Regions from separate parts of the Mus musculus genome. Here all the other regions are linked to region 1. The links are chromatin loops, found by intact Hi-C in ENCODE. Cell type or tissue: left cerebral cortex. All regions are shown on one strand. Each heading gives the region's core, and the rest is flanking DNA. Links, peaks and the distances in the headings are about the cores only. Region 1 overlaps Asic2 (acid-sensing (proton-gated) ion channel 2). Region 2 holds the start of Asic2 (acid-sensing (proton-gated) ion channel 2). Region 3 overlaps Asic2 (acid-sensing (proton-gated) ion channel 2).

Region 1 (10,108 bases), core at 1,023-9,022:
TTATGTTTCTATCCTGTATTTTCTTCTGAACAAGAACTGATATTCTGCAAATCATATTAATTAGGCACCCAATAACCAGTTAACCCATTCGTCAAGCAGGATCCTTGAGAGATGATATCGTGCTTGAAGCAGGAGGAATCTGGGTGAAGACCTACATTTAAATACAGCTCTGCTGCAAGCTAGCCATGCAAGCTTTAACCCTTAACCACGGGACTTCTGTGTCCCGTGCTATCCTGAAACATGCTCTCCACCTCACGGCATAGCCTTGGTAGCCAATGAGATCACACTTATGCTGCTGCATTGTGACTAGTGTGTGTGTGTGGGGGGGTGTTCTTCAGAATGTTAGAGGTACCCAAATTTCTAAGAACACAGATGCTGCTGTGCCAGTGTCCCACTTTTGATTTTTTTCTTGGGAGACCCAACCATAAAATGTACAGAGAGCATGCTTAGAAGGACATCTTGTCTGAGGGAGGAGGATGCATGAACTAGCAAGATAAAGGCTCAGCGTGGGGCAAGAGATACCTGACTTAGTCAGGGTTTCTATTCCTGCACAAACATCATCACCAAGAAGCAAGTAGGGGAGGAAAGGGTTCATTTGGCTTACACTTCCATATTGCTGTTCATCACCAAGGAAGTCAGGACTGGAACTCAAGCAGGTCAAGGAAGCAAGAGCTGATGCAGAGGCCATGGAGGGATGTTCCTTACTGGCTTGCTTCCCCTGGCTTGCTCAGCCTTCTCTCTTTTAGAACCCAAGATTACCAGTTCAGACGTGGTCCCACCCACAAGGGGCCTTTCCCCCTTAATCACTAATTGAGAAAATGCCTTATAGTTGAATCTCATGGAGGCATTTCCTCAACTGAAGCTCCTTTTTCTGTGATAACTCCAGCTGTGTCAAGTTGACACAAAACTAGCCAGTACAATACCCTACTCTTGATTCTAGCTATTTCTGTTCTGGTTCTTGCCAGCCTCTGGTCACCTCTTACAGCCTTGAAAAGCAGACCAGGCAAGTAGCCTAGTTCAATGACAAACCCTCCTCCAGACTGAGAACTCCAGGTCTAAACTAGCACAAAGTCTGGCAGAGCCTCTAAGATGTGCTCAGTATTTGCTTTCTGACCTGTTGCCCAACATCCATACCTCTTCCATCTCCCTGACAGGTGGTTGGCTGTGTGCAAGAAGCCTTTCTCTATTCAGTCTCAACAAAGGGCAGCCATTTGGGGGGAGGGTTTGGGTAGCATCCCCAGTTATAGCAGGGCCTGAGAATCCTCTCCAAAGCTGGGGTCCAAAGAAAGAGCTTTAGGTCTCTGGGCTTGATGTGGGAGACCAACCTGCCCTACCTTGGACCCCTACCTTGGAAGGGAAGGAGAGGAAGCAGGAGTTGTTAGGGGGCAGGTATCTATTCCTATCTAGAACTACTTTAAGTGTTCCTGCTGCTACCCTGTGGTCAGCATCAAGTAAAGTGGGAGATGAGAAACACTGGGAAGGGCTGTGTCAGAAGAGCTCCAGTAAGTGAGATCTAACCCAGTCCCTGGAAGTCAGCGTGGCTTCCTAGAGGGAGGAGCACATACAGAGGCTTGGAAGCTAAGGAGACTTAAAGAGACCTTGTAGAAGAAGCTGGCACAGCACTAAGTGGGACAGAACATTTCTCACCACCTGGGTTTGAGGTAGTTGGACACAGCTCTATGGCCTTGTCTTCTGACCAGGAACCATGCTTAAAAATTAGAATCACTTTTTCATGTGTATGGGGAAACATTTACTGAGACCCTATGTGTCATACTAGACACAATGACATGGAGACACATCAGGACCCCTTTCAAGGGTTCATCCATTTGGCAAATGTTTATTGAACACATACTGTGTGCTGGGCACAGCTCAAGACACAGATTGTACAGCAGTGGGCCAAGCAGACAAGAAGTCCATGGCCTGCAGAGCCCTCACTCCCCTAGGGCTGAGGATCACAATTTTAACTGGAGTGTTCAGGAAAGACCTGGGATTTACATAGCAATTTGGATAAGGGGAATTGGTGAGATTGGTGCATATTAGGCTCAGGAATGGGCTGTGGGTATTCCAGGTCCAAGAACAAAAGACATAAATAGCTAAGAGTAGTGTGGGCTGGGCTGTCGAGTACAAAAGGAAGAAGAGGCTAACACTGAGTGAGCATAGGAAACAGAAGAGGTGAAGCCACATCCCACAAGGACAGTGGGCCACTATGGATATGTGCCCAGAGGGGGCAAAATGTGGAGAGCTGCACAAGTTGAGCATAGAATCAGTGGCCAACATGTTGTCACTTCAATGACAAGAATAGCCCAAGGGAGGCCACAGAGGAAAGAGAAGCAAGGAGGAGGCAGAGAATCTCTGTAGTCAGAGCCTCAGCACTGCCCAGAGCCATGCCATCATCCTTCACAGAGTGTCCAGGTCCTCAGCATCTCTCAGGGTGAGTGATGGATCCCAGGGCAGCCTCAGGGTCCACAAGACTGTCAGTGCTGGGGTGAGGCTCCTCCAAGGCCCTCTCCTGAACAGCTCTGCCTTGTGGCCTGCGGGGTTGTTTGTTACCAGCCTACCAGCACATTACTTCAGACCCCTGTGCAGGTCCCTGGGGCAGCAGACTCTGACTGCCTTCACCCTGCCGCCTAACTCCAGCTCCAACTCTCATCGGCTGGCTGGGTCTGCATCATAATGACTTCGGCATTCTGTGGCCCAGTTTCTTCATTTGTAAAATGAGATAATAATAGCTCCCAGGCCAGTGGGGGAGGATTCAGTGAAGTGACAGATGACAAGCTTCTGACACAGCAACAGTGATGACTGTTGGGAGAAGCAGTGGTGACTAGAGGGGGCGCCAGGACCCTATAGAGTATGCCCTGTCCCTCACCCTGGGAACAGCCCAGGACAGACTCCAGACAAACAATGGGATCCCCACTGTGTGCCCACTGTACATCTCTTTTCATTCTCCTTAACTCTGCTGGTAATACCCACCAGCATCTATTGTACTTATTGACCACATAAGCCAGCTGAAGCCTGGGGCCATCAACGAACATGTCCAAGGTCAAACATTTAAGTGGCAACATCAGGTCTGCTTCATTCCAGAAATCAATGCCTGTGTCACTCAAACCCTGCTACATGTAGTTCTGACTCTTGCTAGAGTTGCTACTTTGAGCCCAACCTTACAGGGCATCCGTCAAGCCCAGCTAACTCCCCTGGCAGGAGCGCATGCTGAAAACCAACAAGAACTTCCCTGTCTCTAACGGCCACTTCTGCTGGCGCAGGTGTCAGGCCATTTAGTAGCACTGTGTTTGACATAACTGAACTCTCCATGTCCGTACACTAAGATGTGCCTGGGTCCCAGGGCTGCCTCACCAGAACGGCACAGAATATGTGATCTGAATAACAGAAACATGTCTTCTCAAAATGGGATGATGGCAACCTAAAATACAGCTTTGGGTGGGGCCATGTCCTAGAAGGTTCCACGGAGGATTCCTACGGCCTCTCCCAGTCTTGCCTCCATGGTCTTAGCTTCTTTTTTGTTTTGTTTTTTTGTTTGTTTGTTTGTTTGTTTTGTTTTTCGAGACATGGTTTCTCTGTGTAGCTCTGGCTATCCTGGAGCTCACTTTGTAGACCAGGCTGGCCTCGAACTCAGAAATCCGCCTGCCTCTGCCTCCCGAGTGCTGGGATTAAAGGCGTGCGCCACCACGCCTGGCGACGGTCTTAGCTTCTTGTTGTGTGTCTTGGAGTTCAGATCTCTTTGACTTTATGTAAAGAGAAGTCATGGCAGGCAAGTGAGAGTGAGCTTATCTCAGGACTCTTAACTCACCACACGTACAAGGACCCTATTTCCAAACAAGGTACACTTTAAGGTTCCAGATGGTCACTTTTAAATCCTCCTTCTGACTTCTCAAAAGCCTCCTTTTGTCCTATATGCTCACCCAATACATTCACCCAGTATAACCCCTAAATCTTAATAAACCCTGATATTACCTCCAAAGTTCTACAAACTGCCAACTCAGAAAGCCCCCAATTTCATCATTTGTACATCAAATAAATGCATGACTCTGAAGCTGATAAAATCCGAGACAAATTTCTCATGTAGCTAGCTAGCTCCAAGGAAGAGTCCAGGACTCCTCAGCAACAAGAAAAAAGAAAAAAAGAAAAAAGGTTGTTCACCAAGGTCAGCTAGGGGCTTCCTTGTCCTCTGTAGACCCATGCTGGGGCTTGGTCCAGGGAGCAGCAGAGTAAACACTGGAGAAGAATGCTGGGTGAGAGCTGAGCTCAGGTCACCCACGGGTTTCCCTGGCCCCTAAACCCCTCCTCCCCTACCTCCTACACTCACAGAATTTACTTCTGTCTTGACTCATTCTAAAAATGATTTGTGGTAGAAATAGAGCAGGAGTTCTCAGGGCTGGAAAGAACCACTTCCCACCCCACGCATGAGTCATCCCCGCTCGGCTCTCCTCGGCTCTCTGGCCAGCCTTCCAACACTGCCAATAAAGGGAACTCCCTCTCCAGCCAGCCAGCATGGATGCAGGCAGTAGTGTCTCCATGCAGCTCACCTGCACCTAGATGAACGCAGACCCTGGCAAAGAGAAAGGGGAGGGTACCGGTCCCGGGAGGCTTTGCCTAGGTGTGTAATTCTAACGGTGAGTGACATCACGTGGGGTGATGGTGTCCCCTGTCTCTGTGGACATGTGTATCTTAGCTCTTGGATTCCAGTGTTTCATGTTGACCCTCACTTTCACATGACAGAGGCAGGTGAGTAAAAGCGAGAAGAAAGGGTCTGCGCTTTGTGTCCTGACAAGAGGGAACCAGAACGAACCAGGAGAAGGTAGAAGGGAAGTAATGACAGCTTTATCTCTGGCCTCAGCCAGAGCCCACGGGAACCCTTGGGAGCTATGGTCTAAATGCTTGCACCCTATCTCCCTCCCTTCCAAGATTGCTATTTATGAAGTTTGTGCTAGAGAGCAATGCATCAAACAATTAATTTTTTTTCTAATTGCAAAAGCAAAAACAAAAGACCCACCCTCATAATGTTTTAAGTACATTTATAAATTCGTATATGGTCACATTTCCAGCAACCCTGGGGTGCTCACAGCCCAGTGCTATTTGTCTGACATGCCCACCTACATAATATATTAGATTAGAAGATAGGGGTCTTAGTGAGGCAATTAAGTTGTGAGGTTGGAACTCTCTTGACTGGGATTAGTGCTCTGATGAAAAGAGGCCCCCAGGACTTCCGTCCCCATCACTTCCTTGTAAGGGCAGCAAGGATCAAGACGTGATCTTGAACTTCCCAACTTCCCATGCCATGAACACTTAAGAGCTGCCTAAGCCATCGAGACTGGGGCACTGGTGTTGTAGCAGTGTGGAGAAATTAAGAGAAAACACATCAAAGCTGTGGTGCTCACAGCCCAGAGGTGGATGAACCCTTTGATGTCCCTCATTCCATAGCACAGGGTCAGCAACCCATCCACAAATCACTATGTCAACAGGCAGTCACTGAGGATGCTCAGCAGTCCAGCCATGATGATATCTCATTGTCCTTTGCAGAGGTTAGAAGAAGCCCGACCAGAATTGGCAACCTCTGGGGCCCCAATTTTTAGGAAAATACAGGGAGGGACTCTTTCTGCCCAAACCTCGTAAAAAATGGATGGTGTAGTTGTATAACAACCATGGCTTTTTACGAACTTCACCTTCCTTTTAAAAAGCTGCTAACTTCAAAGGAAAAAGATCGCTCCAGGCATTGCAGTGGTTGTAATAAAATGCATTCCCCAGAAACTGCTGGCTCTGTTTCGGCCTCAGACAAGGAGTGGTCACGTGGGTGCCCACGTGCAGGCTGCCTTGTTGGTGACAGGTTTTAATCTCCCTGCACTGATGTATTCTGAAGATTTCCCACCCATGGCCATGACCTACTTTCCTTTTACAGGATGGTATCCAGGACTTGGCGGGGGTGCCCTGCTTAAAGAAAACCGAGTCCTGAAGCCAGGCTGGGATGCATAGAGACCAAAGTGTCTCTTGGTAATCTGATTTATCAAAAGGAATTGTGTGTGTGTGTCTGTGTGTGTGTGTGTGTGTGTGTGTGTGTGTGTGTCTGTGTGTGTGTTGGCTAGACAGCTCAATGAATTAAGAGGTTGCCACCCAGACATGAGTAGTAGAGTTCGAATCTCTAGAACCCATATAGAAATCTGGCAGATGTGGTACCCATCTCTCATCCCAATACTTAGGAAGTCAAAAGGGGATCCATGGGGCAAGTAGGCTTGCTAGGCTAACCAGAAGTGGCAGGCTTAGGTTCAAGAGATTTGACTTAATAAATAAAGTGGAGAGTGATCAAGGTAACTTTGGACATCCAGACGTAATCTCATATACTTGCACATACACACATATGCCCACAAGTATGGGGCCACACAAGAGCACTACACCCACACCCATGCAAAACACACACACACACAACTAGCTCCCCAAGCCATTTATCACCAAGTTAAAATTGAGGTGCCAGGCTTTCCAATGCTTTGTGTAAAGCAACCTCAGCCTTTGTCTACCCAGGCCAAAGCTGCCCAAGGAAACAACAGAGCAGAGAGATGGGCAGAGCTCATCTCATGGCTCTTGCAGAAAGCATGCCACAAGGACTGTTCCAGCTGCTGGATAGCCAGGGTCCCACAGCTCCATGTGTCTGTGTGGGATTTAACTCCTGGTTCTAGTGCCATTTCCATTGTGAAAGTCTGGAAAGAGCATATGCAGATATGAATTGGGTCTGTAGTAGAAGTCAACTTGGGAGACAACACCCAAGAGAAGTCCTGTGGTATATGTCTCTAAAGCAAAATGCCCTAGGAGCTATTTTACTGTCTCTCCCCACTTCCTCTCCCCTCCCCTCCCCTCCCCCTCCCCTCCCCTTCCCCCTCCCCTCCTCTTCCCCCTTCCTCTCCCTCTCCATCCATTCACTGGAGTAGTAGGCTATAGAGACATTGGAAAAGAAAAACGTGGGATTTAGGATGAAAACTTAAACACCAAATCCTACATTGTTAGAAGGGACCCTTGAGTGTCATCTAGCACAGCTGTTTTCAAAACAGGCCCCAAACCACTAGGGATATGTGACCACCTTCCCCAGAGTACACAAGCCCAGAAAGTGATTAAACTAATCAATTTCCAGATCCCCAGTTTCCATGTGGCTTAGCCAAATTCCTGGAAACTCTCCATAGCTACCTTCAAAGGAAAAGCAGGCCTCACCACTCTAAGGGTAGAGTTGGGGTGGGGGGGGGCATGGGGTGGTAATGAGAGTTTCCTGGTACTAGCCAATGGGACCATTCGAGAATGAACTGCCCCAGAGGAAGAAGGCCCCCAAGCACAAACACTTGTAAGAAATAAGTAAGTGCCTTCAACCAGCCCACTGTATCTATCTCAGCTCCCAGGGAGTCTGCGATTTCCATGGAAATACACACTTAGTATGTTCATTTGAACCGAAATGTTAACATCTGACTTTTCTGGATGACCAGCAATAGCAACAAGTCAAAAAAGACTTTTAGATTAAGGTTCTAGAGAAAAATATATGTAAAACATGAATGCAAATTAAATCCTATTAGGATGCTGCCTATGGACATTTGAGGCAGGTCTGAGTCTGCTGGAGCTACTATGACAAAAAGCCACAGACTGAGAGGTTTAAGCTACAGAGAGTTATTTCTTGCAGAACCTGCAAGATGGAGGAGATTCAATGATGGGAAGAAGACACTAGCTGGTTTGATTGTTGGAGAGGGAGGGCTCTGTTCTTCCTACACCTCTCCCTTCCTTGTTCTTTTTGGTGCCGGGATCTGAAGCTAAGCCTTGCTCTTCTTGTAAACTCAAAGAATACTAATCACATCCTTTACATGGTTGGACATGCCATAGTCAACAGATACTTGTACAAATACTTAGAATACAAAGAGATTGTGGTTCCAGGTGTGGTGGCACATACCTGCTATCCCAGCAACAGAGAGGTGGGGACAGGACAGGTCAAGAGTTTAAGGCCAGCCTCAGCTATGAAATGTTATAAGATCCACTTGGGCTACAAAGCACCCCAAAGCCCCTACATCTTCCCTTCATTTCGCAGAGAGAGGCCTTCCATTTCCCAGGATCTGGGTGTCTAGTATTGAGCTCATGGCAGGAGGCATTTGATAAATATTTCATCATTGTAATTTTGAGACAGTACATTGCCTAAGCCCACATAGACAGTGAGTAGGAGTCTCTAGAACATGTGGCAGGCTGGGTTGATGATTCTGGTTGTTCACTGTAATATCCCATTAAGGTACTTACATCAGCATCAATAATTCTCCCAGCACTAGCAAGCTGGCAACCTGACTTCCTATGGGCCGATGAGGAGATTGTGTCTCAGACAGTGGGATTGCTTAAAGTAAATGGCATAGCTGGAATGGGTCCCTGGGCCTGCCTCACTCCAAAGTCTTTGCCAGTGTAACCATGGCTTCCAGAACTGACTGTGGGGGAACATTGCTAAAGTCCAAGGAGACACTTTGTACCACCTACAGGGGCTTGGGGGGGGTGTCACCTGGAGATCGGCTTCTTTGGTCTGCAGCTTCCTAGAGCACAGTGTGGTTACTATAGACAGCTATGCAAGGAATGTGTGAATCAGACAGAATTTACCTTAAGGCTTGCCTGTGTGTGAGACAATGAGCATATCCCTGAGAAGGAACGTGTGTGTGTGTGTGTGTGTGTGTGTGTGTGTGTGTGTGTGTGTGTGTGTGTGTGTGTGTGATGTATGCATGAGGTATACTCAAGTGCATACATGTGTGTATCCCAAACCATCTCCTTATCTTCTGGACCCATTTTCATTCCACTTCATTTAGAAATCAGGGCTTTACCATTAACTCCCTCATCTACTCCATGTGTCATGAGTCAGTCGCTACTGCCCCCAGCTGTATTTGTCTGGTACATGTGGACATCATTGCCCCCATTTCACAGCAGGGAAAACAGATGCTTGGGGAGACTATACAACATTTTCCAGCCCAGCCAGCTGAGGAAGTAGCAAAGCCAAGCTGGAGACCTGGCTCCCGAGTCCATGTTCCTGCTCTGTGCGTTCAGATCTCCAGCCTCCAGTTTTGTCAGCAGAGCAAGCAATGGAGGCAAGATGAAAGGGCCATGGATGTCCATGGTAACCATGGCTTCTGATCTGGTAGACAGGGCTCCTTCACCTGGCTGTTCATATGCTGCCATTGCCTCCCAGCACAGGAAGACAGGAAGGAATGGCTCTGTACAGAGTTGGTAGAGCATAAAGTAGAACCCAGAGTTGGCCGCTGTTATCCGGGAATGACCACTTGCCAGCCATCAGCCCCGCAGGGACTCTGAATATCTACTAGACAGAGGTAGAGGTTCCTAGTCAGCCTGTGACTGTGCATCACAGAGCTATTAAACCAGCAAAGGTCCCATCTGGAATGCAGGAAACAGCAGATGCTCGACTTGAGCAGCCTAGCATGGTCCCCAGAGGTTGATATGGTTCCCAGAACAACAGCCACTCAGGACTGGAAAAGACCCCAAAGGTCATGTGGTCCAAAAGTCCACCCAGGGGACTGCCCACTCCTTTCTTGAATAGCTTGGGCACCAGGATGCTCACTCCCTCCTACATAGCCAGGCTTAGAAAGTCTGATCGCAATACCTTCATTGTACAGATGGAGACATTCTCAAAAGTGGAAAGACAGCTTGTCCCAAGGTTAGCCGGTGAAGCCGGTTAGAAGGAGATGTGGTTTTGTTGTCTGTGGCGTGTCCTCTTCTCTGACCATATTTCAGTTCCTGAATTCATCCTTGCCATGGCACAGCTCCAGACATGTGCCCACCCCTGTTCCCTTCTAGAATGCCCTTCACACTGCCTCTCTATCTGCCCAAGCAACACCCCTGCCTTTCAAGGTTTCTTACAGGCATCGTCCCTCTTTGCAGCCTTGCTTGTGGAATTCCTCCCTCAGTTAGAGATACTTGCCCTTGTATGATTCCCGAGTGACCTGTGCACACAGTAACCAGAGCTACCACTTGTTTTCATCCACATTCAACCCCTGACTTTCTTGGAAGCCCCTTGAGGGCAGGGGCATCATCATGTCACTCCCCAGGCCTCTGCTCTCAGCCCTTCCCCAGCTCTTGGCACAGGGTG
Region 2 (10,108 bases), core at 688-8,687, 57 kb before region 1:
CTCCTCCTCCTCCTTCTCCTCCTCCTCTTCCTCCTCTTCCTCTTCCTCCTCCTCTTCCTCCTCCTCCCCCTCCTCCTCCTCCTCCTCTTCCTCTTCCTCCTCCTTCTTTTCCTCCTCCTCCTCCTCCTCTTCCTCCTACTTCTTCTCCTCCTCCTCCTCTTCCTCCTCCTCCTTCTCCTCCTCCTCTTCCTCCTCCTCTTCCTCTTCCTCCTCCTCTTCCTCCTCCTCCTCCTCCTCCTCCTCCTCCTTCTTCTTCTTCTTCTTCTTCTTCTTCTTCTTCTTCTTCTTCTTCTTAGCTGTATGACTTCAAGGAAATAACTTAAGCTTTCTGTGGTCTCTTTGAAGTAAATAAAAGAATATTTTTCTAGATGGATTAAACACTTAGAACACTTATCAAACTTACTTCAGTGTAAAGCATTTGGAATCTTCCCTATGGATTAGGAAGGAAGAATGATGGTGATGATGATAATGACAACGGTGGAGATAATAATTGTAATGGCGGGGGTGGCAGTGATATCTATTATAATGCTATTTAAAGAGGCAACACAGCCAGGAGTGGTGGTGCATGCCTTTAATCCCAGCACTCGGGAGGCAGAGACAGGTGCATTTCTGAGTTCGAGGCCAGCCTGGTCTACAAAGTGAGTTCCAGAACAGCCAGAGCTATACATAGAAACCCTGTCTCAAATAACCAAAAAAATAGGCAACACATAGGAGAGAAAACCTAGACACTGGGAAGACTTAGAACTCACTTTGATTCTGCTCCAAGCTGTTAGTTCAGCAAAATTCCTTCCCTAAAGGGTTAGAGATGGAAATAAAGCAAAATATGTCTTATTCTATGCTTGGCATGCAATATATTTTTGTAGGCATATCATTTTCTTTCCCCTCTTTTCCTGTATTACTGTGTGTCATCAATGTGCCTGGACAGTGAGATGAGAGGCAGGAACATAAATATGAATGAGATGTAATTTCTGTCCTCAAAAGGCTCAGAGCCCTCAAGAAAGACTTGGACACACACAAGGACACTGTGCTATGGCTAGAACTATCACTGTGACATCAGCACAAGGCGTGATTGTATTGGGATCGTAGCGAAAGACCAATCATCAGCAAGAACCGAGGGAATCATCCCTTAGGAGGCAATGGGATTTGGAAGGAGAATTTTGCTGGGCTGACTGAAGAGGGCAGGGCATCTCAGTCAGCCTAGGGGGCAGGCTGAAACATGTGGTCACCAGAGAGACAGTAGTCTTTGCTTGGAGTCACATTCTCTGTTTCTTTGCCAAGATCCATGGAGGCCAAAGCAGGATCTCCCTACTCGCTTGTACCTGCTCCATATGGAGAATGGACAGGGAAAGACGGGGTAACGGTGACAATTGATCAGCCCTCACTGGCATGTGTATACCTCAAGAAGTATACAGCCAGGAAAGAAAAGCCTATAACCGCAGAATCAACCAGAATGACTTCTGACAAAACAGAGCATAGTTCCACTCCAGAGTAAGGATGCTGGGAGATGTCACATGCTTGTTTTAGCTCCTTTAACAGTAGCTGCTTCCAGGCCTCTAGGCTACCACCTTGGCTAGAAGAGGTCCCTGAATTCCCAGGCAGGGATCCTCGGTCTAAGCCAGAATTATTAGAATAGGAGGTTTTTGTTGGGAGTACAGTACACTGGCACCTTCAGAACTTCCTGCCAAAGCCAACAACTGACAGGTGCTTTCAGGGAAACCAAATCCACAGCTGAATCTCAGCATTGCTCAGCAGCAACAGTTTCTTCTCCAGGAATATGAGCAAGGTAGTGGTGGCACACAACTTTCATCTCAGCACTCTAGCGGCAGAGGCAAGTAGATCTCTGAGTTTGAGGCCAGCCTGGTCTACAGTGCAAGTTTCAGGACAGCCAAAGCTACACAGAAAAACACTGTCTTGAAAAACAGAAGAAGGAGGAGGAGAGGAAGAAGGGGGAGGAAGAGGAAGAAGAGGAAAAAGAGGAGGAGGAAGAGGTGGAGGTCTTCAGGTATGTGTAGCTGTGCCCTAGAGAGTGAGCACGGACATCCATATACATAATACGTGTGCATCGTGTGTATATATACATGATTGTGAATGAATTCATTGTGGGTAATATATGGTTGTATGGTTGTGTATATTTATATACTGTGTGTATATATACACACAATATACAGTATGCATTGAATGCACATGCAAGATTGCAGCATGTATGTTTGTATGTATGTTCAAATGTGTCAAATTTTGTATTATGTGTCAAATGTATTTGTGCAGTTGTGTGAACCTGGTAGGGCATGTGTATATATAGTGTGTGCTTGGGTACATGGACATGTGTGCTGAGTGCATATGTGTGGTGTATGAATGGGAGATGAGGGGCTCAGAGACCATCTTCTCCAGTGTTTAGATACAAGGAGTTGCTTCATGGAAAGAAAGCCCCCAGGCCAGTGGGAATAGAATATCCACTCTAGTCCTCTGCATCCTTCATAGAAACCTCCTGGTCATTTCACAAATCTTCCTAAATCCCACAAAAGCTGTGAATTCACCTTTGTTCCCAAGTCTTTCGTCCTCCAGTTTCCTGTCCCAGAATTCTGATACTCCACTAACTGGGGTGTCTGTCTTCTTGTGCTTTGGGTCCTTCATCCATTCCATCTACTCTCAGAAATGTCTGGAAATTCTTTTATCCCAAAGGTAAGGAACTCGGAGGGCTGCCTGTCTCAGTGATGTTTAGAAAGTATGTGTAGAGTTCTTTTGTGAACCCTGCATGCCAAGGCAGCCATAAGAGCAGGACCCCAGAGGCCAGCCTGGTCTACAAAGTGAGTTCCAGGACAGCCAGGGCTATACAGAGAAACCCTGTCTCAAACAAAACAAACAAAACAAAACAGCAGGACCCCAGCCCTGATCCAGAGGCTGAAAACCACAAGACCCTCTGAGACAGTAAAAACTGTCAGGGCTTTGTGATCTGAGCCTTGAACCCAGCTAACCACTGCCCAACTGTGCCCTTTTGGGCAAGCTTTAGCCTCCCTCACATCACTTAGAAAATGGAGCCAGTTGTATCTAGAAACCACATTCAGTCCCCCCACCCCGACCGAAAGTTTAAGCAGAATATTTAAAAGGCAGTATCAAAAGTTTAAAATGTCCAGGAGTTATTGAAAGCCTTGGGTGCTTTGTGGAGTCTCTTGACTTGGGACGACATCCCCTTTCTTACTCTCCCTTCTCTTCACATCCAGGGAGAGCTACTTTTGCCTGGCTTAACACCTCCAGAGAAAGGGGTTGGGGCACTTGATAAATTTCTAGAGGCAGAAGAGAGGAGCTGTCCCCTTGAGTCCATCCTGCCACAAGTCCTGTAAGTTTTCCCAGTAACTGGTCACATAGCCCTTCCTAAAAGAAATTCATACACATGCAAATCGGAAACTATACTCATTCATACCCACAGCCAAGGATGTGCACACATAGAACATACAGCCCATCACAGGCACTCGTCTACTTATGACACATCCAGCAGCCGCAGCACATCAACCCACAGGCAGCTTCACGAATTGAAGACTTGGCACAAACGCCGGTTCACATATAAACAGTTCACATCCTACACACACCCCTGCACGACACCGCACTCACACTTGCTCAAGTGCCCACGCTGCACAGTCCCATCTCTCTCCAGCCCATTTCACACGCCCAGGCATCCCTTCACATTTCTTTGCACACGGCTTGCACATAAACACAGCATTCTTACTACTCTCCATCTCTTCCACAAGCCGGTACAACCGACCACATCTGTGCTGCCCCCAACCCCCCCCCCCCGCCCCAACATCCCCTGCAACTTCAACAAGAGGCTTCCCGCTTGGTGTGCAGCGGCCACAGTGGCCAGGAATTAAAATGCAGCAAGGAGGAGCCGGGAGCGTCAGAACCGCGTCTCCAGGAGCGCACAGCGCTCGCCTCGGCCGCCGCCGCCCCGCCCGCCCGGAGCCGCGGGGCCAGCGAGCGCAGTAGCAGGTGCTCAGAGCCCAGCAGCGCCAGCCGCGCCAGCCTCGCGCGGCTGCTGCCCAAGTTCGCCCGGGGCCCGAGGAGGGCCGGGCTACCGAGAGAGGAGAGCAGCCGCCGCCACTGTCACCGCCATCGTGGACTTGGAGTCTTGAGAGGAGACGGGCCCACCGGAGCTGCGAGCTTCGATGAGCAGCGAGTCCGGATCAGCCTCAGGAGGTGTTGCTTGGGCTCCGCAGTTCCCAGCTCCCGTCTCCCAGAGAGAATAAGAGGCAAGGAACAGCATAGCCGGGTTTTTCTAAAGACGATCCGTGCCGAGAGGAAAAGCGATAGTTTCCCAGCACCAGCAACCTTGGAGGGGCCCAGCAGCGAGCAGCTTTCCGCAGGACGCCTTGAGAAGCCCCCGCCCCAGACGACAGTAGACACCCCGCGGGACTCAGGACTTGGGGAAGCCTGGGAGCGTCTCAGCAGAAAGCAGCTCCGGCAGCCGTGAGAAAGAAGGGTCCTGGAGGAAAGGGAAGGTGCAAGTCGCCACTCGGCGACCACTCACCCCAGTACACACCCACCCCACCCGCCGAGCCTGGAGCCGCGGAGTGCCTCTGGGGGCGCTCGTTCCTTGGCGCCTTCCCTCGCATGTCCCAGCACCACTGGGCTAAGGGCCAGACTAGTGGGGTCCCCGGGACTGGCCAAACCAGGCATGGTGGCCCAGTGGTCTCTCTCTCAGGATCAGCGTAAAAACTGGGGTTAGTCCGTGCAGGGGGGACTCATCTCAGGGTCCCCCGAGGTCCAGGACCAGGATAGGTCGGCGGGCACAGAGCCCAGGGATTGGAGAGGCGGCTCCCAATGGGGCCCCTCCGGAGGTAGTGCCCAGTGACTCTCGTCCTTCTGGAAGACTCGGGGCCAGCAGAGCCTGGGGGTGGGGGGTAGTTAGGAGAGGCCAGAGCTAGGGGCGGCGGGCCGAGGCGGCACTCAGTCCCGGGCGAGCGCCCGCGGAGGCGGCGGCGGCGACGCCGGGAGGGCATGCCGCGCCACCGGAGCTCCTGTCGGGAGCAGGCTTCCCTGGCACAAGCTGCGCGCGGCTGCTGCTGCTCCCACTGCTGCTGCGGACTCCCATGGCGGCTCCGCCCGGCCGGGGCCGCCGCCGCTGTCGCCAGCCTCGGGCTGAATGAATGAGCCGGAGCGGCGGAGCCCGGCTGCCGGCGACCGCGCTCAGCGGCCCGGGACGCTTCCGTATGGCCCGCGAGCAGCCGGCGCCCGCGGCGGTGGCGGCAGCTAGGCAGCCCGGGGGCGACCGGAGCGGCGATCGGGAGCTGCAGGGGCCAGGGGTCGCCCGCAGGGGGCGGCCGTCCCTGAGTCGCACTAAATTGCACGGGCTGCGGCACATGTGCGCGGGGCGCACGGCGGCGGGAGGCTCTTTCCAGCGGCGGGCGCTGTGGGTGCTGGCCTTCTGCACGTCCCTTGGCTTGCTGTTGTCCTGGTCCTCGAACCGCCTGCTCTACTGGCTCAGTTTCCCGTCACACACGCGAGTGCACCGCGAGTGGAGCCGCCAGCTGCCGTTCCCCGCTGTCACCGTGTGCAACAACAACCCCCTGCGCTTCCCGCGCCTCTCCAAGGGGGACCTCTACTACGCGGGCCACTGGCTAGGACTGCTGCTGCCCAACCGCACCGCGCGCCCGCTGGTCAGCGAGCTGCTGCGGGGCGACGAGCCGCGCAGACAGTGGTTCCGCAAGCTGGCCGACTTCCGCCTCTTCCTGCCGCCGCGCCACTTCGAGGGCATCAGCGCTGCCTTCATGGACCGTCTGGGCCACCAGCTGGAGGACATGCTGCTCTCCTGCAAGTACCGGGGCGAGCTCTGTGGCCCGCACAACTTCTCCTCAGTGAGTTGCCCTCCGCGCGAACCCGCCCTTTCTGACCCCGCGCTTCCCAGGAGTCCTGAGGCTCTTAGGTGGGCCCCAGGGACTGGACACCAGGCCCCTGTGAGTGTCACTACTTCCTGACTGGGTGTCACCTCTCCTCAGTGCCCAGGAAGAAGCCACTCTCGAATCCCCTGAGTCTTCAGGTGGTGGGAAACTTGGGCTTGGCTCTGTCTAGGAAGTCATCTTAATGCTGTTAGCGTCTCCTTGTACAGTTCCTTCCGGTGTCAGCTCTCAAACTCCTCCTTCTACTCTCTGTGGTCCCTTCTCTAAATAGTGACCCACACACACACCCGAGGTTCACGGGACCCAAAGCTACTGCTCTCTGTTTGGTCTCTAGAGTTGCCTTAAATGGGAGGCTTGTTCTCTTTGGGGAGAACCAATACAAAACCCTTCAAAAGAAATGGGCTAACAAGGTGTTTTAGGACCTCTGTTTAAGATCCTAAACAGCTTATTATTTCAGAGTTCCGCACGGAGTCTAGGAGAAAACTCCCAAGGACAGCAATGAACACCAAAGCTGTGGGCCCCTTTTTAAGGCAGTGGCAACTTTCTGCTCATTGGAAAACAAAAACCAAAAAAAAAAAAAAAAAAAAAAACAAAACAAAACAAAAAAAAAACCAAAACAAACAAACCAAAAAACAAAAACAAAAACAAAAACAAAAAAACAAAAAAACAAACAAACACCGCTCCATGAGCACACCCACCCACCTTGCTCCTCTTACTGACTGAAGGAATATCCTTAGGTGGGAAAGTTGCAGCCAGCAGGCTCAGAAATGCAAACAGCCAGGGCCAAAAGAAGCTGTGCTAGAGATTTGTGAGCCATTTGCTGTACTGGTTCCCGCACACTGTGGGTCTGGAGAACGCAGATGTCAGGCAGAAGGTATCTGCCTTGTGCAGTCTGTCTCCGAAGAGCTCTGGTGCCAGGACCCGGCATGGTGCAAGCCTGTCCAACCTTTGCTGTGTAAACGCCCCTTAGGTGGGCTCTGGCTTTTCTACCAGTGCAGAGAAGGTTGGTGTGCATTCGTGAGTAGTACTCTCAGAAGGATCGCTCTTCCGGATTTTTGTCTCTGACAAAGCTTTTCCTGGGATGGCAGAGTTGCCACGGTTGCAACAGGTGTTGGCTTGATGCGGGTCATTCTAGGTCTCTGATTGGCTGTTCTGGTTATCTCTTGCCTGAGATTCCACCCTTAGCTTCAGTCTTGACTCTGTTGATTTTTGCTGTCGGACTGAGTATAGAGTAATTCTGACTTATCCCTCTCTAACACATCCCATGCTGGGAAATGGCGAGAGTTTCAGCTGGCCTTCCGACCATCTCATCTGAGACTCCCTGCCTCTGTAAGCAGGGAGTGCTGCTAACATACACTTATACAAAGCTCCCTCCTGAACCTCAAGCATGGTGCATAAAAGCCAAAGAATACAGGCAGCAACCCTTGTGGTCAGTTGGATTTTGGCCGAACACTGGTGAGCAAGCTCTAGAGTTAGACTGAAGTTCAAGATTACATTTAAGTACAAGCTCTAAGTTGTACAACACACAACCTCTTCGATGCAATTTTGTGTTGGTCGATTATTGGTTTACTAAGCAGTTTGGATTGCCTTCTGACGGCCAGGGTTGCCTTCCGATATCACAGCAGACCTGACTTAGCAATGGCTTTCATCCTTATATTTTTAAATGAGGAGGGAACTGTAAAGAGCACTCTCTTCCTTGACATCAGCAAGTTCAAATTCTAACTTAGTATACCACCAAAATCATTACACGGAAGCCACGGGGAACCTTCCTCTCTGATCCTGGGCCTACCTGCTATCAGAAAAACCTGCCTGAGTAAGACTCAGGCCTCCTCCCCCACAAGTCTGGCACCTCCCAGAAGGTAGAAGAATGGAATAGGAGCCATCTCAGGTGGTCTACATAGATAAAGTCTAACCTGAGTCTACATGCTGAGGACATACGACCAAGACAGGCATGGGCATGAGTTGTGTGGGATGGGAGATAAGGAGCTGAGGAAAGGGGGTAAAAGTACTACCCGTTGTGCCCTGGGAACTCAAAGTGACCTCTGGTAGCTTATCATTCTGTTCCTGTCCTGGGAGTTTCAGGCCCTATAACAAGGCATGCTTTGGGCTGCTGTTTTTCTAGCTGAAGACTTCAAGAAGTGCTTTCAGGGAAATTTCTCAACACTGAGAAGACCCCGTCAGAAACTCTAACTGCCTGCTCTCTGGTGGAGCCTTTGCCATCCTTGATGGAGTGGCCCTGTGATGTAGTAGCTGAGGGTAGGAATTCTTGGGCCACATGGCTGTTCAGATTCTGAGTCTCCCTCTCCTTCTCCCTCTCCCTCTCCTTCTCTCTCTCCATGTGTGTGTGTGTGTGTGTGTGTGTGTGTGTGTGTGTGTGTGTGTGTGTGAAAGAGGGAGAGATGTGTGTGTGAAAAGAGAGAAAGGAGGAGGAATAGGATGATTTATTTTGGCTTGGAGTCTTTCCTGATGACCCCAACCAGCATCACACACACACACACACACACACACACACACACACACACACACACACACACACACACCAAAAACAAAACCCATAGACAGGTTTGTTCCCGTTTTTCTCTATTCCCCTGTGTATCTCAATGTACCTGCTAAGACTGCTTGCTTCTCCCTTAGCCAAGGGAAAGAACTGTGTGTAGTTTGCTGCTGTCTTCCCAGCACAGAACCTGACACATAGTGGATGCCCAGGAAAGCCTTGAAAAATGAGTATTTTCACGAGGTATCTGCAGGATCGTGTCTTCTGGGGCCTTGGTTGACTTCCTCTAGCAAATACTGTAAACTGCACTTCCAGGGGGAAGCTGGCGGCCTGTGGCACGAGAAGCAGGCTATAAATTACTGGACACCTGTAATTCTCACATTTTAAGATGGTAGAGCAACAAGTGAAGGGTGGAGCGTTTATGGGGGACTTTCAGGGAAGGGAGCAGCTGTCTCTCGTTAGTCCCATGTCTGAAAACAAACACCAGTAGGAGAGAAACGTAATGCCGAGGGCAGTGTGTTGGGCTAATTTGCCAGGCACACTCTGGGCGTGTTCACTGATGGCTCTGGATTTGTTGAAGCCGAGGAAGGTTTCACCATTCGACAGTCAAATGGAGCGGTGCCTGCTTCTTCTGAAAGCCTGTGTTGTTTCCCTGGCATCGGCTGTGAACTTCAGCTCTGCTCTGGCTCCTTTGTAGCTCCTGGCAGTGGAGAGAGTAGTCTGGGCATGAGGCAGAGCTCTGAGGCAGAGCTCTGAGAGCCCGGGGTGGGGTGGGGGGCTTAAAAGAGAAACCAAAAGGCTGGAAATAGGAACAGACAAGCCATTGCATGGTAGGTTCTACATCAAGAACAAGGGGTCATTGCCCTCTCTGGGAAACAGCATGCTTCAGGAGGGCAAGTCAAACAGACCTGGTCTTGGGCTTTAGGTCTGTTCCTTCCTACCAATATTCCCTGGGCAGACACTTAGCTTCTGAGCTTCCAGTAATAAGGTCTCTGTCTTAGAGGTAAGAAGAGATAACTTGGATGGCAGTAGATGCTTAGTATTCAGGAGCCATTACTAAAGTATTAAAAAAAAATAATAGCTAGGCACCATGTGCATGGTACATGGTGGTAAGAGGTTCTAAGTACTATCACCATAATTACCCTGTCTTTCCTTGGCTACTTACCTGGGAGAGATGGGCATGTTCGTTCTTATTTTAGTTCTCGAATCAACCATGTGGACTCTGTGCCGAGGTCTTTATTGGATGCTAGAGGTATAAAATAAAATAAGGCTTGGTAAACACCCTTCAGCAATTTGCAAGAGTTGTGTGAACCAGAGCTAAGGACATACAGAGAGGGCTCCAGAGCAGAGTGGGGACCTCCGATGGCTTCCTGGAGGAGGTGACATCTGAGATGAATCTTAAAGACTACATAGGAGTTCCAGACAAGAGGAAGGGACAAAGAAAGGCTCAAAGGAACAGCATGCACAGATAGGCCCTATAGGGAACACAGCGCAGTGAGATTGAACCAGTGCCTTCCAGTCTGGGACAAGTTTTAAATAGCAGCAGCGGAAGTGGTGCTGAAAGGTCCCAAGGCAATGGTGTGATGGAAACCTGGGAGTTCAACTAAAGCTTTGAAATTTGCAGCAAAATTCTGATGTGTTTCCCTTCTGGTTGTTCTGCTATCATACCTGGGCCCCAGCACCTAGCTTTCACCCTCATTTCTAAGCCCATTGGGGTATTCCCACT
Region 3 (10,108 bases), core at 684-8,683, 86 kb after region 1:
TTCCTGACTCCATGGTTACCTGCAGCTGTGTTTGGAACTGACTCCCAAGATGCGTGTCTTGTCTTCAAAACAAAGAGAGCCTTGGGTCTGATAGGCTTCTGTTTGAAGCCCACATAGCCATTAGGCTGTGTGACCTGGAGAAAGTTTCTTAACTTCCCTGAGCCCTGACTTCTCTAGAGAGAAAATAACACCTTCCTCTCCAAGCTTTGTCACTATATCATGGGGTAAACATGGCCTGGCCGGCCGGATCCAATACCTTTGTTGAGTCACTTTAACTCCTAGATAAAGTGAGGTTCTTTATGCATCCTGGTACTTGCCCTACTAAGCTTGCCACAGCTGGAATGACCTGGAGCCTCCCTGAACCTCTGTAAAGCAAAGATGATGCTAGTGTCTGCCACACAGGACCAACGTGAGGGTCATGCTGTGGGAGTCTATGATTCAAGGAAAGTCTCCAGGTAGGTGACAGTAAAAAAAAAAATGAACCCTAAATCTGAGTGGTTCCTATCACTCTTGCCAGGCAAAAGGCTCTGAAGGCAGGAAGGCGGCTCACTAAGCAGTTCTCATGTGCTGAGATAGTTATACATCCTAGATATGAACTCAGAGCTGCATCAGCCCTGACTCCAGAACCATTATGCTAGAGATGAGAACACTACAATAACCTCCAAAGGTCATATGGGAGTCACTGGTGTGCATAAAATCAACAGTGATGTCACTGCTTTGATTAAAGAAAGAGCATCTTATTCATCAATAAACCCTGGACCAAGTTACAGCCACTAGCAAGGAAGCTTTAACTCCTGGGCATATTCCACAAAGATAAAGAACAGCCTTTCCTAGGGGGTTTGGGCATTTACCCAGAAGCATGCGATCCAATATCCGATCCTGTCCATTCTGGAATATTCTGTGATTCTCCGTCAGTTCTCTGAACAGCGGGAAAGGCAGCGTGCCAAAGAAACACACACCTGTGCTGGGCAGGTGGTGGGAGGGCTCTGTTGTCATGAAAGGAAATAAAATTCATTTTTCTTCAATTGCCGTCACTTCTCAGTAATTACCTGGATGCTAATGCCTTCTATGAAGGTTCCTCTAAGCCATCATTGAACTTTAATAAGGTGTGTGTGTGTGTGTGTGTGTGTGTGTGTGTGTGTGTGTGTGTGTAGTTACAGCCAAACAAGATGGCTATCTGGAGCTGAGATGTCAGGGGAGTTGGGTGCTCACTGTCAACGCCCTCAACATGAGGAAGAAGTTCATTAATAGTTGAGAGCTGTCACTGCTTTCTCAAAATTAATGAGTATCTAAACGTATTAAAGCAATTACCTTAAAATAATTAGCAAGCACTTGATTCATTGTTGGGAACCTCTCAGATTATCTGGAAATGCAAAAGGACCCAAGGAAATGTGATGCGGTGAGCCGGGCTAGCATCCTTTCCTTCAACAATGGTGCTTTCAGAAGCAGGTGGGAAGATGGAGAGAAGCTCCCAAGAAAGGGGAGGGAGAAGACACAGCAGAGTGAAATATGTGCCAACTTTCATCCTCGCTATTAATCAAATCGATAATTAATTAAAGCAACAATAAGACCCCATATTTTACCTAGAAAATTGGCAAAGGGCTTTTTTGTTTTGTTTTTGCTGAGCTGGGGGAGAAAGACACCGATACAATGGATATATGGAAGTTCCTGCTCCTCATAGCTAATATATACTAAGCACCTACTGTATAGGTGGCACAGCAGGGTGACGTCAGTGCACATATAACTCGTCCACATTCAAGGACGACTGCAAGCCGCCACCACCTCAATTATGGCTTACCTCCAGAACGGAGTAGTTTGTAACAGCTGGGTGAAGGTTGTGTTTTTTTAGCAACTGAATAATGGCATAGGGAAATGGTCACATTCTGATGCTAATTGGAAAAGGTAGGATAGTAGCTTGTCAAAGACCAGTCCTCCTTGAGATCCACAAGGGGTGGGCTCTGAGACACCCCCATCCCTCCCACCCCTTCTGAAGATATCAACGCCTGCAGGGGCTCAAGAGCCTTGCATAGAATTCTGAAATGATAACATATTTGCAGAGAATCCAAGCATCTTCTCCCATATGTTTTAAATAGTCTCTAGAGTCTCTGTAACACCCTCATGAATGTACATGTTATGTAAATAGGTGTTCTGCTATACTGTTTAAGGAACAACAACAATAAAAAACTGCATGTGTTCAGTACAGGTGAAATTGTTTTCTAATATTTTTTGATCTGCAGTTGGTTAAATTCGTGGATATGGAACCCACAGATGTGGGGGGCTGGCTCCGTGTGGTTCTGTATATGCTCGGAAAAAAATATATATATAGTTAGAGAAGTACTAAAGCATTCCGATTATTGCTCTGTGCTGGGAATATAGCGAGCTTTTATTTTCTCCTGTTGTTTCTGTATTTTTCTGTTTCTCTGCAAAACAAAATAGCAATCTAAAACTGAGATGTCAGGGAAACGCTTTCAACTTTTTATTTTATTACTTATTATTATTTTTATAATAAAATGCTGTTAGCTAATATTGCCTGAGAGCTGAGAGGGACATTCATCTGAATGCTTTTAAGCTTAGCCATTTAATCCCCACAATAAAGCAATAAAGGAGGTACCGGTGGGTCATGCAGTATATAAGTGAGAAACGTGAACCATGGAGAGCGTTGGTAAGAGGCATAGAATGTCGGGGTGGGACTGGAGTTTGAGCCCGTGCAGATGAACCTCTGACCCTAGGACCTTAATCACCATGCATACAGTCCACTCCAATATTATGGGGTGCATGGCACAGACCAAACAAAGTCTACAAAAGCCAAATGACCTTGACTTGAGCCCTAATTTTGCTGCTTCCTGTGTGACTTTGAGCACTTGCTTTCTCCTCACTGAGCCTCAACTGTCTATGAAATGGGTTTAATAATCACTGCCCTGGCTAATATGGGGAGTGTATGACGTGTGTCTGTGGTTCTTTGAACACTATGATGAACATAAACTTAATGTCTAATCAATTCCCTGAAAGCATGAGGGCCTAGGAAATGATACAGCAAATGTAAGGTGCCTTGTTAACTGTGCGCGCACTGCTTCACAGATCAGCTCTTCTTGCCTTTCTGGTCCTAAGTGGAAAAAGCCTTGTTCTACTCCCATCGGTCCCTCTCCAGGCTTTTCTTCCTCTCTGTTCAGTAGGCATCATAGCTTCTTGACTTCCAAAGTTGCCCCTGAATGGGCTCCCTGGGATTCTAAGCAGACACCACACGCCTTGCAGTCTATGAGAAAGTCAGTACCCAACGGGGCTGCTGCAACCTGGAGAGGGAAACCCGCAAGTCTGAGCTGGATTCAGGTCCAGGGGCTCACAAACGTGAGCACTTAAGAGGGGTGGTGAGAAGTTGGGGGTTCGGCTCAGGTAGTAGGGTGCTTGTTCTGATGCACAAAGCTTTAGGTTCATCCCGGGCACCCACACACCCATCATCTTAGCATTCGGAAGACAGAAGCAAGAGAATCAGAAGCTGAAGGTCATCCTGGCTTAGAGCGAGTTTGACACCAGCCTGGGATGCTGGAAACCCAGTCTCAAATAAACATGCAGGAGCCATGACGAATATGCGCACTGTGCTCAATAAATCTTAGCCCCCTTCCTTCCTCTGCCTGCCAGCTAAGTTGGCACTGGCCCCAAATTTCACAGTAGTGTGAGGTCATTTTTGCTCATTAGAAAAATCATTAGCAGATCCTCCCTCAATTAAAACCTACGGTAGAAACATCAGGAAAGATTGCCTTGCCTCCTCTGTGCTGCTACCGCGGCTGTTTCCCTGGGACAAACCTGCTGTGTCTCATTAACTGGGAAAAACTGACAGGGAGTTGAAACTTGCAGAGAAAGTTGCCTGAAGATGCTTGAAGCTCTGACCCAAGTAGGTGTATGTGTGCGTGTTAGTGAACTTGTAGCTGCCACTACGTGACACAAACACTCGTCCTCCTGCCTTTCCAGACTTTAAGCAAGGATGAACTTGCATGAGAACAGTGAGATGTGTTTCTGTCTTCAGTAAATTGAAATGTGCAGTTACTAAACCACCTCCAATGTTGCTTCTGCTTGCTTCCCTCTCCTCTTGCTTTTAATCTCTCTCTCTCTCTCTCTCTCTCTCTCTCTCTCTCTCTCTCTCTCTCTTTCTCTCTCTCTCTCTCTCTCTGTATCTCTCTCTTTCTCATAATTGACTTTTTTTTCTATATATTCTAAAGCATTTGAGTTTTCTCAATTTTTCTGCAACAATCAAAGAAACCTTCCTCCCACCCACTGCTTCCCTTCAATGGGTTCTGGTTAACGTAGCCTCTCCTAGATTGAGATATTATCCATCCTTGTTTCAAATGTAGAACCGAAACAATCAAGTGCGTTTTCAGAATGGGGAAAGCAGTTCTTCCAAAGGTGTCAAGAAGCAAAACAAAGCAGATGCAACCGAAAGCAGAGTGGCCCGGTTGGGTTGTGGCCTCAGTTGACATCAGCCTGGGAGGCTGCCCCAGGTTGAGTTCATGGGAGATGGTCCCCCTCTGTCAACAGGGACTGAACTCATAAAAGCTCCCAAGAAGGCAGCTTCAGTTCTGTTTCTCATGGAGGAGTCTAAGTCCTTCTAGATGCTTCCTCCTTCCCTCCTTCCTGTGTAGACCTTCTGATTCAACTCTTTGGAGTTGAATCAGAAGTCACGGTACAGGAGATCATGACATGGGTGTGCAAATGAATGAAAGGTATTAGGTAAAGGTTATGCTTTCAAAGTACCAAACCCAGAATTTAGCCAAAGATTTTCTTACTCATTCATTCATTCATTCATTCATTCATTCATTCATTCTAGCCCTGCAGATGGTACATCTCCCTCTTTCCTCCCCCAAGTAATTTCCAGGGATTTGTCACTGGCCCCGAGGTGGAGGGCTGAAGTTGAGCTCCCTGTACCCATTTCTGTCGTGAAATGCAGCACTTGCCCGCGGCTATTGAAGAATGTTTTTGAGACTAAATTAGAATCTGCTCAAGTGACTGAGACCGAGAATGCTGAGAGGACGCTTTGCTTCAACAGTGCGGTTCGTTTTGAAAGCTTCCGCCTCCGCTTGCTGTGGGTGTCTACCAGCTCTGCCTCTGAGCTGGCAGTGGCAGTTGGGCAAAGGGCTCTGTGGGACATGGCTTCAACCTTACTGGGGCCCGATCCCTGGAAATCAATTCTTTCAACAGAAAATCAAGAGAGAAGATTGTTGAAATGGCTCAGTCAACGGCCCACAACACAAACAGGAGGATCTGAGTTCAATACCCAGCACCAACGTAAAAAAAAATGTAACCTTAGTGTGATGGGGGCACAGACAAGTGGGTCCCCGGAGCTCAGTAGCTAAGCAGGCTTGCCAATCTGTAAGTGCTGGCTTCAGTGAGAAACCCTGTCTCAAAGATAAAGTAGAGGGTAATAGAAGAAGACATCATCATCACCACCACCACCATCATCATCATCAATTTTAAAAAGGAACCCAAGGACAAAATCTCCTATTGGTGTGTGAATTGCAGAAGCTTGATGTGTTTAACATATCTAACCTACTGGACATGCAAACTTAACACAGCCTACATTAATGATAAGCAGAACACTTCCAATAGCCTGCAATTTCTCAAATCACCTAGCACAAAGCCTACACTACAGTAAAGCACTGGATAGTTCATTCAATGCATTGAACACAGGCAATACAGGTAACTGTAGCATGTTGTTAACCTTCATGGTCATACACGAGCGAGACCTCAGACTTGGCTGCCACCACCAGCTTCATCAGATAGCGCTGCATTGTATACTATTAGCCTAGAAAAAAGTGAGAACTCAGGATTTGAAGTGCATCTCTCCCTAGCTGCTTATCACCATTGCAAAGTCAGGGGCCATCTAGATTTCAATACTTGTGGGAAGGGAATGGCCAGCATGTAAGAGCCACTGCTCTGGGCCTGTCATTCAACTGCCATGCCATCAACTCCTCCCAACGGTGTCATGAGTTAAGGATTAGCCTCCATTTTTATAAATGGAGAAATTGAGATTGGAGGGATGTAAGTAGAGATCACTAAATCCAAGAAGTGTACTACATCTGTGCTAGCTGGCTGAAGAAGCAGTTGGCAGAGATTGGTCCCAGGGATTAGTAACTACTGCTTTCTAGGGATGAGGAAGAAGAGAAAAGTGGCGTAGTCAGTGTGGGGTCATGAGATGCTGCAGGGAAGGCGCTGAGAAGATGATACAGGCAGGAAGGTGGTTGCTCAGAATACAGACAGGGACCCAGAGGAGGAGAGGTAGAGGGTAACTGGTTCTGCTGTAGCGCTGGAGGGAACAAAAGAGCTAAAGAGGCTAGGAATGCAGACTGGAGCTACAAAAAATGGTGGATGATGGTCCTTTTTCCAGTATCCTTCAAGGCCAGCCCAACATTCCAGTCTCCTGCAAGACATAGCTTCACAATGTGGCTTGCGAAGTTCTTGGGAGAGAAACTGGAAAGGTGGACTTGGAGCTGAGGCAGTGCATGTAAGTGGAAAGCCCGGATAGCCCATAAGAAGGTAGTCTGTGTACATAGAATGAATCCATTTCTCTTTTATGTCTCACAAGACACCATTAATTATTCTCTCTTCCCATCGCCAACCCCTGTGAGCTTCTTGATTTATACATGAAAAGGGATGAGAAAACACCTATGCCCTGGAGTTCAGAAAGCACCCCACCCACTGTCTCAGAACCATGAACAGTGAAACTGTAGCCCCATGAACTCACGCTTACTAGCTGTAAAAGGTGGAATTCACATCTCCCTTGTAGTTGTCCTGGTTAACAACAGAGAAGAAGCAATCATGGAGGGTCTTCTGTGTTTGGTTGGCTCTGCTGCAGTATTTTCAGGGGTGAATTTTACAAGAGGATTGGAGCCCACATCCACATCCTTGAGTTGCCACTTAGTCCCTACACCGATGCGCACACATCAGTGTGAATGGCTCAGCTCACTAGCTTCCACGAGTCTGAGTCAGCTTCATACCTCCTCTGTGGTCAAGTCCCACCCTACTTCAGGCAGCTTTTTTGTGGTCCACTGGTTGCCTGAGATCCACACATTGTTCAGGGATGTGTCCCCACAATTTCTTTCTGTAATCCACACCTTAAATTAAAACTTTTGTTCTTAACAGAAAACAAATTGCAGCTGGCCTGGGCAAGGGGGAAAAAGTTAGTAAAAAGAATGTGAGGGGCTCTCAAGGTCCAAGAGCTGTTGAGCTCTCTGAAGAGTTGAAGTGTGTCATGGGGATGCAAGAAAGACATTGGACATGGTTTCACTGTTTTTTAACTTCCTCTTCCTCCTTCTCTTCCTTCTCTTCCTCCTTCTCTTCCTTCTCTTCCTCCTCATCCTCTTCCTATTCTTCCTCCTCCTTCTCCTCCTCATCTTCTTTCCTCCTCCCTCCTCCTCTTCTTCCTCTCTCCATTTATTCTAGCCCTCTTCTGCCCATACTGTACAAGGGCAAGATAGACAGTAATGTGTCTGATGTGGGCATAAAAGTACTAAGCTCTTCCAAATCCATCTGGAAAAGGTCCATGAAGAAAACTTGTTCCAGTCGGGTGTCCACCCTGGGGCAGTCACCTGAAGCAAGAGGGCAAGTTGTGTGAGGACAGTTCCTAGAAAATGGGAGCAGTTTCTGGCAAGAGAGAGCAACTTGTGGGGCCATGTCATTACAGGCCTACTGTGTGTACTTCACTGAATGGTGCGCCACAGCCTACCCCTTTGTGCATAAATTTTCTCCACAATTAGGCTAAGTTCTTTTAATATATGTTCCCAGGTATGGAATACTAACTTTGAATTTAAGAGCTTTCTAAAAAAATATTATCCAAATATTAGTACTGAGTTTACTACTGTTGCTATGGGAACATCTTGTTGGTTGCTAGGAAATTGTTAAAAGATTGAGCATATCAATGTAGACTAATAAAATGCTGTGGTGACCAGTGGTCTACAGATAATTTTTCACTGGCTCTGTGACCTTGGACCAGTTGTTCATTAGTTCTGGCCATTCTTTGTGCTCCCCTAAATGGAGATAATCATAGTATTTCTAACTGAATTATATTGAGAATAAGGTGACACATATGTAAAGAAAACTAATTCTTGCAATTTTGGCATGAACAAGCCTTCAATAAACTGCAGTTTTAAAAGTATATTTCAAGAATATTTAAAGCATATAGTGACTCCCTTTTATCATGAAATTAATAGTGTTCAAAATGGTTAATTCTTAGCCATGTAGAATGCAAACGACCTTGACCCAGTTCCAGCTTGTAGCTGCTCTTAAATGGATCCATCAAAAATGTCTAGAATTCAATATATTGGCATTTCACCTGCTTGGTCACCATCTAGGAAGAACAAAGGATGTATGTGAACAGCCAGTGCTCTGTAGCCTCAATCAGTACTACCAGGTAGCAAACAGGAGCCTTCAAAGGTGCAGAAAATAGGCAAAACTAAACATTTCTGCCAAGAAAAGCTCATTATACTCCATTCTCCTCTCGTCCCATCCCCGAGCCTTTGGTGAACCTGTTGAGTTCTATGTTGAAAACAATGAAGAAGTATTAGGACACTCTGGGATTCAAAAAGACAACAGGTCTGCTGGTCAGCACCATGGACAGTGGCATCTAGCTTGTGACTGCTCTGGCAACATCAAGGGCTCCAGTTCACCATCTATAAGACACTCATAGGTGGTCTCCATACCAGGAAACATTGTTACACATCTCAAATGGTTATTGTTAGTACTTTAAGATGTAGGACCAATGGTATGTTTTCCCAGTGAGACACAAAGGAAGTGGTCAGTTCTTCCTGAGTAGGGGCTGTGATCATCAAACTGAGTTTGGGGAAGTGGAGTCATGTGATCTGGGGGAGGCTGTACGATCTGGGCAAAGAATCTCCTGTTCAAAGACCCCCAGCCTCTCTTGATCTCCCTTCTCCATGTTCTCTCCAGAGAAACATCCTGCTCTGCATCTCTGATGACTTCTGCCTGGGCATACATTGACCTACCATAGTCCAAATTCCTGGGGCAGGAGTTTAATCCTTATGAAAGGATACAGCTAGCCTTTGAAGGTAGAGAATGGATCTATAAACGTTCAGAGGAAGCTAGGAGATAAGAGTGGATTCATCTCAGCACGCTGGCTCTTAACTCTTCCATCTGAGTCTCTTTTAGAACAACCGAATCCTCTAGGTAGAGATGTTGCCTCCAGATAACATGGAGCTTATAGTTAATGAGCTGGGTGTTCCAGACCTCTGAGCACAGTCTCAGCCTACTTTTGGAGTCCTCCCTTTATTGCATTGGTCCCTCCATTCCCAAGAGAATTCTGCCTTGCTATTCACTTAGTTATTAACTCATTTTTATTTATTTTTTTCAATTTGTTATTAGATATTTTCTTCATTTACATTTCAAATGCTATCCCAAAAGTCCCCTATATCCTCCCCCCGCCCTGCTCCCCTACCTACCCACTCCCACTTCTTGACCCTGGCTTTCCCCTGTACTGGGGCATATAAAGTTTGCAAGACCAAGGGGCCTCTCTTCACAATGATGGCCGACTAGGCCATCTTCTGATACATATGCAGCTAGAGACACGAGCTCTGGGTGTACTAGTTAGTTCATATTGTTGTTCCACCTATAGGGTTACAGACCCCTTCAGCTCCTTGGGTACTTTCTCTAGCTCCTCCATTGGGGGCCCTGTGTTCCATCCAATAGATGACTGTGAGCATCCACTTCTGTATTTGCCAGGCACTGGCATAGCCTCACAAGAGACAGCTATATCAGGGTCCTTTCAGCAAAATCTTGCTGGCATATGTAATAGTGTCTGCGTTTGGTGGCTGATTATGGGATGGATCACCGGGTAGGGCAGTCTCTGGATGGTCCATCCTTTCATCTCAGCTCCAAACTTTGTCTCTGTAACTCCTTCCATGTGTACTTTGTTCCCTATTCTAAGGAGGAATGAAGTATCCATATGTTGGCCTTCCTTCTTCTTGATTTTCTTGTATTTTGCAAATTGTATCTTGGGTATTCTAAGTTTCTGGGCTAATATCCACTTATCAGTGAGTGCATATCAAGTGACTTCTTTTGTAATTGGGTTACCTCACTCAGGATGATATCCTCCAGATACATCCAT

The links. A loop is a pair of places that touch in the nucleus more often than their neighbours do. Peaks named below come from ENCODE experiments on the same cell type or tissue, not always from the same donor. Only the 100,000 strongest peaks of a DNase experiment are listed, where the experiment ranks them.
Region 2: it touches region 1 in a loop (4-fold over the local background); 3 of 42 quality-filtered maps call a loop at or near these places.
Region 3: it touches region 1 in a loop (2.2-fold over the local background); 2 of 42 quality-filtered maps call a loop at or near these places.

Annotation. Positions count from the first base shown.
Region 1 is chr11:81,090,461-81,100,568 of GRCm38, reverse strand. The region is part of intron 1 of Asic2 (acid-sensing (proton-gated) ion channel 2); the gene reads left to right. Among named protein-coding and RNA genes, the nearest start is that of Gm51910, 40 kb to the left of the region's middle. In left cerebral cortex, for the core only: no CTCF peak of the experiment used is centred there; DNase peaks (open chromatin) are centred at 2,680, 4,396, 5,845, 8,281 and 1 more place; H3K27ac peaks cover 501 bases.
Region 2 is chr11:81,147,496-81,157,603 of GRCm38, reverse strand. It overlaps Asic2 (acid-sensing (proton-gated) ion channel 2), which reads left to right and starts at 4,701. Exons shown (of 10, transcript NM_007384.3): 1 at 4,701-5,846. The coding sequence starts at 5,139. It overlaps Gm51910 (a long non-coding RNA gene), which reads right to left. Exons shown (of 3, transcript XR_003949744.1): 2 at 9,548-9,628; 3 at 5,871-9,082. In left cerebral cortex, for the core only: CTCF peaks have their summits at 3,852, 4,564 and 5,310 (motif pointing right); DNase peaks (open chromatin) are centred at 4,603, 5,373, 6,809, 8,008 and 2 more places; H3K4me3 peaks cover 4,012 bases; H3K27ac peaks cover 2,257 bases.
Region 3 is chr11:81,004,518-81,014,625 of GRCm38, reverse strand. The region is part of intron 1 of Asic2 (acid-sensing (proton-gated) ion channel 2); the gene reads left to right. Among named protein-coding and RNA genes, the nearest start is that of Gm51909, 110 kb to the right of the region's middle. In left cerebral cortex, for the core only: no CTCF peak of the experiment used is centred there; DNase peaks (open chromatin) are centred at 3,761 and 5,028.